Regions from separate parts of the Homo sapiens genome. Here region 1 is linked to region 2. Evidence: read pairs that join two places in POLR2A ChIA-PET (ENCODE). Cell type or tissue: GM12878. All regions are shown on one strand. Links, peaks and the distances in the headings refer to the core of each region. The heading gives the core; the rest is flanking DNA.

Evidence for each region. Peaks named below come from ENCODE experiments on the same cell type or tissue, not always from the same donor. Only the 100,000 strongest peaks of a DNase experiment are listed, where the experiment ranks them.
Region 1: POLR2A ChIA-PET joins it to region 2 with 5 read pairs; 4 of 35 experiments call an interaction of 5 or more read pairs at or near these places.

What each region holds. Positions count from the first base shown.
Region 1 is chr19:29,628,418-29,632,809 of GRCh38, forward strand. It overlaps LOC105372353 (a long non-coding RNA gene), which reads right to left. Exons shown (of 7, transcript XR_935896.3): 6 at 2,217-2,532; 7 at 1,779-2,106. Among named protein-coding and RNA genes, the nearest start is that of POP4, 24 kb to the left of the region's middle. In GM12878, for the core only: no CTCF peak of the experiment used is centred there; no DNase peak of the experiment used is centred there.
Region 2 is chr19:29,813,675-29,818,066 of GRCh38, forward strand. CCNE1 (cyclin E1) reads left to right here. Exons shown (of 12, transcript NM_001238.4): 5 at 3,463-3,608; 6 at 3,732-3,867. Among named protein-coding and RNA genes, the nearest start is that of CCNE1, 3.9 kb to the left of the region's middle. RefSeq lists a silencer at 1,564-1,723. In GM12878, for the core only: no CTCF peak of the experiment used is centred there; a DNase peak (open chromatin) is centred at 1,747; H3K27ac peaks cover 649 bases.

The sequences.
Region 1 (4,392 bases), core at 177-4,176, 190 kb before region 2:
TTTTAAGAACACCAAAGCCCAGACTTCACCTCCCAAAGTTAATCCAGAATCCCTGGGGTGGGGCCTTGCCATCAGTATATACATATATAGACAGAGAGAGGGACAGGGTCTCACTCTGTCACCCAGGCTGGAGTGCAGTGGCGTGATCTCGGCTCACTGCAACCTAATCTTCCCGGGTTCAAGCGATTCTCGTGCCTCAGCCTCCCAAATAGCTGGGATTACAGGCATGTGCCACTACACCCAGCTAGTTTTTGTATTTTTAGTAGAGACGGGGTTTCGTCATGTTGCCCAGGCTGGTCTCAAACTCCTGACCTCAGGTGACCTGCCTGCCTCAGCCTCCCAAAGCGCTGGGATTACAGGTGTGAGCCACCGTGCCTGGCCAGCATCATATATTATCGGTGTATTTTTAATCTACGTGGCCTAGGGCAAGTCACCTCTGGGAGCCAGAGCTTCCTTGCTGTAGAATGAGGAGTATCCACCCTGTGCTGTGGGAGTAATGGGGGCCGGGCACAGGGTAAACACGTGCCATTTGCTGTCCTGGTGCTTTCTGTTGTTGAATGGACAGTTCAGAACCTCCAGAAATCACCCTGAGAATCTCAGGCTTTGTAACAGCAGTGTCTCACCCAGGTCTCCGAGGTGACCACGGCCACTCACAGGGCTGCAGGCTAGGCCAGGTGCCCCTCCACCAAGGACCCAGACACCAGGAGCCTGGATTTGCCACCACTTTCTATGCTGTGTTATAAACACAAACATGTGTCTGCCTCCTTGACTATAAGCTCTGATGAATTCGCCCCTGAGTCCCAGGCTCAGCGCAAAGGCCAGCTCGATGCAGGGGCTCGGAGAATGAGTAAGTGAATCAGTGAATGTGCCCGCAGCTGGTGTGATCAGGAACTTTTGGGTCATTTCAGGGCCGTCTCTGGGGCAGGATGGTGCTTCTGAGAAGGGTCCCTGGACCAACCCACCCAGGAGCCATCACAGGCCAGGTTTCTGTCCCAGCATGCCTTGCAGGGTGTGCCTCGGACTCACATTTCCATAGAAATGAAAAGTAAAATACCAAAGTGCATCGCACATGTGTCAGGTCGCTTCTATTTCCTCACATTTTATTTTAATTATATGTGAAAAATGGAGGTCTTGGCCAGGCGCGGTGGATCATGCCTGTAATCCCAGCACTTTGGGAGGCCAAACTGGATGGATCGGCTGAGGCCAGGAGTTCAAGACCAGCCTGGCCAACATGGTGAAACCCCATCACTTCTAAATGTACAAAAATTAGCCAGGCTAATTTTACAGGAACTTGTAATCCCAGCTACTCGGGAGGCCGAGGCAGAAGAATTGCTTGAACCTGGGAGGTGGAGGTTGCAGTGAGCTGAGATCATGCCATTGCACTCCAGCCTGGGTGACAAGAGCAAGACTCCATTTCAAAAAAAAAAAAAAGAAAAAGAAAAAAGAAAAATGAAGGTCTCTAGACAGCAAGGGGACTGCACTGGTCTATTCCAGGAAGCTCTGCAACAGCACCAGGCCTGAGGGACAGTGACAGGTAGATAAATAGAAAAATGCTGCTTAGGAGCAGGGTTGCAAGCCCACAGGATCAGATTGTCAAGTTTGGAGCTGAACTCCAGCCTAGGGGTATTTTTTGTTTTTTCATTTTCTTTTGAGACAGGGCCTGGCTCTGTTGCTCAACCTGGAGCGCAGTGACCCAATCATGGCTCACTGCAGCCTCAAACTCCTGGGCTCAAGCAATCCACCCTCCTCAGTCTCCCAAGTAGCTGGGACTACAGGCACACCTGGAAAATTATTTTATTTTTGTTAAAGAGGAGGTCTCTGTTGTGCAGGCTGTTCTCAAACCCCTGGGTTCAAGCGATCCTTCCACCTTTGTTTCCCAAAGCGCTGGGTTTACAGGTGTGAGTCACTGTGGCTGGCCCCAGCCCAGGTTTTCCTACTCCACTGCCTTGTACCTGGCTCACCCCCCTCTATAGAAGCCCATGATCTCTTCTGGTTCAGGAGCACCATGGTGGTGTGTGGCTTCTCTACACTGTGGTCCCATGTGGACACGTCTCAGAGCTGCCACTCCAGGAGACACTGACTTTGGCCTGTGGCCATCGAGTGCATCTGTTGGAAGGATTTTGTTTGCAAGTGACATAGAACCGAATGTAAACTGGCTAAACAAAAAGGGAATTCAATGAACCCCGTAATTGAAGGGTCAGAATAGAAAGTGCTACCTTCAGGAATGGTTTGATCCAGAGGATGAAACAGCATTCCAAGACTGCTTATTTCTCTCCATATCTGGCTCTGTGTTGCCTCCTTGCTCAGCAGGTTCTCTCTTCATAGTGGCAAGATGGTAGCCCCAGCCTCACATTCTCTCAGGCTAGCTGACAGCTGGCTGGGGAAAAGAGAAATGTTTTCTCCCGGTAGCCCTTCCTCCAGTGTCAGAATTTCTTCATGCTGGTTGGATCTTTATGATCAGTTCCGCATTCCTGCACTGCTGCTGGAGCCCCAGGGCACTGATTGGCCACATCTGCATCATAGGCTTCTGTTCTGGAAACAGAGTTCTGGAAAGTGAGTGTCAGGAAGGAGGCTGTTCCTCTAAAGGAAATCAAGGTACTTTTTTTTTTTTTGAGGTGGGGTCTCACTCTGTTTCCCAGGCTGGAGTGCAATGGCGTCATCTTGGCTTGCTGCAACCTCCGCCTCACAGGTTCAAGCAATCCTCATGCCTCAGCCTCCCAAGTAGCTGGAACTACAGGTGTGCACCACCATGCCTGGCTAATTTTTTTGTATTTTCAGTAGAGATGGGGTTTCACCACGTTGGCCAGGCTGGTCTCGAACTCCTAGCCTCAAGTGATCCATCCACCTCAGCCTCCCAAAGTGCTGGGATTACAGGTGTGAGCCACTGCACCGAGCCAAGGTGCTATTTTTTAAAAGGAGGGAGCTGGATGCTGGGTGGCAATAATAATAATAATGTATCCATTCCTCTGAGCTCCTGAAGTAACAGGTGCAGCCTAATGAGGGGTCCTTGGGGAGGATTGGTATTGTGTGGACCCACATGAGCTGCAGCTGCATTTCCCAGCATGTCCTTCCCTATGCAGTTCCCAGTTCGCATGGGTTGGGCCACAAGAGACATTCCCTGAGATTTGGGAGGCGGAAGTGACGCAGCAGCCATCTTCTCAGCATTCTGGAGGTCCAAGGCCTCCCTGGTACTCTGGGAGACTGCATAAAACACCCATTCCATGATCCCATCTGAGGTGAAGGAGTTGGGGTATTGATCCACCAGTGCCACTTGGTAGGGGCCATCCCAGAAGGTGTTAATCCCCTGGCATTTCCTGATGACCATGAGGTAGGCACAGTTGCACACTGGAGCTTTGCAGAATGCCCTCAGGTAAAAAGATGCAGAAACTTTAATTTGCAGGCTATGGGCAGGGCACCAGCAGTGCCTCCTACAGAGCACTGATTAAGTCACTACTGAGTGCTCTACAGGTAACCCCTTCAAATCTTAGCAACAGCTTCAAGAGGCAATTAGGAACATCCAGATTCACCCGTGAGCCTCAGGAGCTTGTCCCCCCCTGGGAAGATGGAACAGTAGGGATTTGAACCCAGGATGTCTGAGCCACTGCTTTCCCCAACAAAACTACACAAATTCAGTGGGGTCATTCCAGGCCACCACCAGGCCCTGCTAACTCCTCAAAGAAGAAAAGCCAGGCTGGGCGCAGTGGCTCACACCTGTAATCCCAGCACTTTGGGAGGCCGAGGTGGGTGGATCGCCTGAGGTCAGGAGTTTGAGAGCAGCCTGGCCAATATGGTGAAATCCCATCTCTACTAAAAATACAAAAATTACCTGGGCCTGGTGGTGGGCACCTGTAATCCCAGCTACTCAGGAGGCTGAGACAGGAGAATTTCTTGAACCTGGGAGGCGGAAGTTGCAGTGAGCTGAGATCACGCCACTGCACTCCAGCCTGTGCAACAGAGCGAGACTCCATCTTAAAAAAAAAAAAAGAAGAAGAAGAAGAAGAAAAGCCGAGAGACCCCTGGACCACCTGCCTTTCTGTGGTCACCCTCTGGGAGTCCCTGCTCCGGTACCCTTTGGGTGCCCACCGTGATCAACAGTCAAGTCCTCCCCTTCTGCGACAGTGGCTTTTTGCAGTCTCTTCTCTGGAATGTTTTTCTGCAGATACTAATGAATGACCCTTCAATTTCCCAGGAAGGGCTGCCTTTTTTTGAAGTGGTTTAAGATCTCTGCTCTTGATTGCAATCTTCCAAGAGCTGATTTTGGCCACTTGGCTCTCATTTCTGAAGTGATGATGGGGATGAGAGGGGAGGAAAGCAAGTGGAAGAAAAGTGTGTGGGCTCAGCTAGTCTATAGGAATTGTAATCCCAGGAGACAATTGAGAATTCTAAAAATAG
Region 2 (4,392 bases), core at 118-4,117:
ATACATTTTTTTTTGACTGCTTTTCTTTTCTCTCCTTAAGGAGTTCCTGCCAAATTTCCTGCATGCAGTGTGATAATCATTATAATATCAGAAGTTTCTTGCAGAAAAAGCTTGTACTATCTCTTTACTTTCAGAAATGGCTGGAGACTGTAGTTATGGCTCCAGTGGGGGAAGCAGCCTATCTCTAAACTAGCTGGTCAGGCCTTCTGACTCTATCACAGATAAACGCTGAACAGAAACAGTGTTCGACCTGAGTGCAGGGATCCCAGCTAGGTTAGCAGAGAAGCCCCTCACTTTGCAGAGCAGCAGCCAGGGTAGTTCATCTGGAAGCGTGAAGGGTTTCAACGCAGTGCGCCGTGTTCTAAATAGCAGTTGTCACTGCATGTAAGGTCCCCCGAAATAAGCATTTCTGAGGAGGGTCCACTGACTATTGAAGAAAGGGTTGCTGATTTCCTTTTTCATTCAAAGAAATCATTTCAGAGACGGAAATGAGACGGCATATCCCCAGTTTTTTTTTTCTTCCCTTAAAGTACATTCAAATCAAGCAAGTTGATTTTTTAGGTATTATAAAATGAATTCTGACTTTGTGAAATTCAGGACTGTTTATTTTCCCAGCTGTGTTTTGAATAGAAAAGAAACTTCCAGCTGAAGATGAAGCAGGGCCGTCCCTGTTGCATTCTTGGAGTTTTAGAAGCATGTCTGTTCTCAAGGATAGCCTGAGCAGTGACGAGGGTGCCTCCTGGGACGGATTGTGGCTCTGTCCCCTGGCCACAGTGTGGATAGCTGTGCTGCCGGAATAGCCATACCATTTCCCACTAGAAGGCATTTTCGTGGTTATCCAGAGATTAATGGCGACAGATTTCTATACGTTTTGTAGAGTAGATAGCTTAAACATTAGCTGTCTATGTATGGAGCAGTATCTTTGTTATTTCTTTGTGGAGCTTCATGAAACTAGAACTTGGGGGTACAACAGAACCTTTTTCCCTGCTCACATACAGAATTTTTCTCTGGAGTTATCATAATTCCCCCCAGTACGACAGTCTTGAGCTACTTGGAGCCATTGTGCCAAACTCTTGTGTAACTGCTTCATCGAGACCACATGGAAGCTTTTTAATTTTCATCTTAGGCTGTTCTTAATGAAAAGAATACCCTTTTATCTAAGATCTACTTAACACGTCCATTTTGTTGTTTAATTTTTTTGCACAAGACTCAATCTTTCTATTGAAGTGGAATCCTGGACTGTTACTTTTCAGAAAATAATCCTATGTAAGGAAAAAAGTGGTATGAGGAGTTGGAGTGGTTAGGAATCCCGTGGGTCTCTTATTGTTATCTCATTCTTTCCTAAATAAAGTCAGACAGATCTTGCTTTGAAACTTGGTGTACACTCAAGGACATAGACTTAATTATTCTACCTCATCCACTGGTCCCTAAAAAGGCCAACTTTGGAAACCATTTGTCTGCTGATGGTTCACCTAGTTTGGGAACTGCTGCTGGACTCATCTATGTCCAAAGGCCTGCTCTCAGATGTGCCAGCCATCTGGCTGTAGAGGGTGGCACCCAGCATTATGCCTTCAAGACTAGAATTCATTCTTCCTGAATGAAGAACAACTTACAGCGGTTGTAATGTGACCCTTTTTGAGTTAAGGAAATGCCACCCGCACATGGTACTAGAACTGAAAGGAAGCAGCCTTGCTCGCACAGCTGTTGGCAGGAGCTGTCATGGATAATTTGCATGCCCAATTCTTTGTACATTGGGTGGGGAAGAGCTTTATCTGGCTTTGCTCTTCTAACTGAAAGTGCTTGGGCTTCCTCTGAAGGCGGCCAATGTGTTGTGGTCGCCACCATGTGCTGTGTCTTCGAGGTAGCACTTACAGCCCGAGTTTCCACTTTCATTTATAGTGACCCCAGTTGTCTATTTTGTTCTTTAGTCAATGTTAATGGTCTCTGCTTTTTTTTTTTTTTTTTTGGGGGGGGGACAGAGTCTTGCTCCGTCACCCAGGCTGGAGAGCAATGGCGCGAGCTCGGCTCCCTGCAACCTCCGCCTCCCAGGTTCAAGTGATTCTCCTGCTTCAGCCTCCCGAGTAGTTGGGATTACAGGCGCCCGCTACCACACCCGGCTAATTTTTGTATTTTTAGTAGAGACGGGGTTTCACCAGGTTGGCCAGGCTGGTGGTCTCTGCTTTAAAAAAAAAAAAAAATGCCAGGTGCGGTGGCTCAGGCTTGTAATCCCAGCACTTTTGGAAGACAAGGCAGGAGGATGGCTTGAGTCCAGGAGTTCGAGACCAGCCTGGACAACATGGCAAAACCCCATCTCTACAAAAAAATACAAAAATTAGCTGGGTGTGCTCGTGCATGCCTGTAGTCCTAGCTGCTCAGGAGGCTGAGGCAGGAGGATCGCTTGACCCCAGGAGGCAGAGGTTGTAGTGAGCTGAGATTACACCACTGCACTCCAGCCTGGGGAACAGAGGGAGACCCTCTCTCAAAAAAAAAAAAAAAAAAGCCAAGTCTCAGACTTTCATATGGCTTCCATGCTAGTAGGATTGTTACCTGCCTAATATCTTTAGCAAAGTTACTATTTTATAACTTTAAAAATCAAACAGACTTCTTAGAGTAGGAATAGCTTTAAAAATGAAAATATTCTAAATGGACTTTAGTGTTTTTCAGATATTGAAAATTGAATACATATCTGAAACCTTTAAAAGAAAAGCATAGTGCTTTGGTTTCTAATAGTTCCTTATTTTATCAGGTATTTGAATTACCCTGCAAGACTCAGGAGATTCAGAGGTCTTAAGGAGTGTCTAGGCTAGCTTCCTGTAGACTTCATAGTATGACCTGTGACCATCACTTGATTTGGTTTTAACTAGGTGGATGTTCATTCTGTTTGTTTCGAGTTAAGGAAAAGAAAAAGTCCTTTATTATTTAACATATTTGGCTAGTCCTGCAACAAAAAGAAAATGTCACATTTGATGAGTTTTTGTTTTAAACTGAGGGGACTTTAATACATATGGCAGCCAAATTTACATTTTTGATCTTTTTTTTATTATACTTTTAAGTTTTAGGGTACATGTGCACAACGTGCAGGTTAGTTACATATGTATACATGTGCCATGTTGGTGTGCTGCACCCATTAACTCATCATTTAACCTTAGGTATATCTCCTAATGCTATCCCTCCCCCCTCCCCCCCATTTTTGATCTTTTATACTAATGAATGTGAAGTGCTTATGTAAATATTTTTATTGACAGTTCTGTTTTACTTTTAAGAAATTTTAGTAGATGCATTGTACTCATTAAAAAAATCTTTGAGTTGTGACAAAAAATATCATAATGTATCTTTTTGGAAGCACTTTCAGAAGTCATGCCTAGTATCTTACTGAGTTGCAGGTGAATTTGTAATGTTTTTGGGTAATGTAAGAGCTGTTTGCATCTTATCTCACCTCTCCTGTGTATTTTTCATTTACAGCCTTGGGACAATAATGCAGTCTGTGCAGACCCCTGCTCCCTGATCCCCACACCTGACAAAGAAGATGATGACCGGGTTTACCCAAACTCAACGTGCAAGCCTCGGATTATTGCACCATCCAGAGGCTCCCCGCTGCCTGTACTGAGGTCAGTGCCGACTCTGCCACATGGCTTCCAGGTCTCTTACTCCATGCTCCCCTTTATCCCTCATAGCATGGACGCATTCTTACCCCTTTGTGGGCCTCATTTTTGTTGTGTGTTTTGTTGTAGCTGGGCAAATAGAGAGGAAGTCTGGAAAATCATGTTAAACAAGGAAAAGACATACTTAAGGGATCAGCACTTTCTTGAGCAACACCCTCTTCTGCAGCCAAAAATGCGAGCAATTCTTCTGGATTGGTTAATGGAGGTGAGCTTGAGTCTTCCTGTTCGCTTCATGAAAGCACTGAGCATTTCCAGCATTTTTGTGTATTAGGACCTCTGTGTGGTTTATTCCCTCGACATGTTCTCCATCTCTGAAGCTATATGGTATATTTTTACTGTGGTGGTCTTTCTGTTTTGCTTGTATTCTTAGCAAGAATTTCTGAAATCTTTTTATCCTTCAGATGTTTTAAAATTGGCATCTAATTTTTTCCATCCAAGTTTAAATAATTGTTAAGATTGTATTTTCCAGTAAATTGTAACTGTTAACATTTGAGCTTTGTTCATTATGTTCATTAAATTGCTTTTTTTTTTTTTTTTTTTTTGAGATGGAGTCTTGCTTTGTCACCCAGGCTGGAGTGCAGTGGCACAATCTCAGCTCACTGCAACCTCTGCCTCACGGGTTCAAGTGACTTTCCTGGCCTCAGCCTCCTGAGTAGCTGGGATTACAGGCGCACGCCATCACGCCCAGTATTTTTTTTTTTTTTTTTTGAGACGGAGTCTTGCTCTGTCA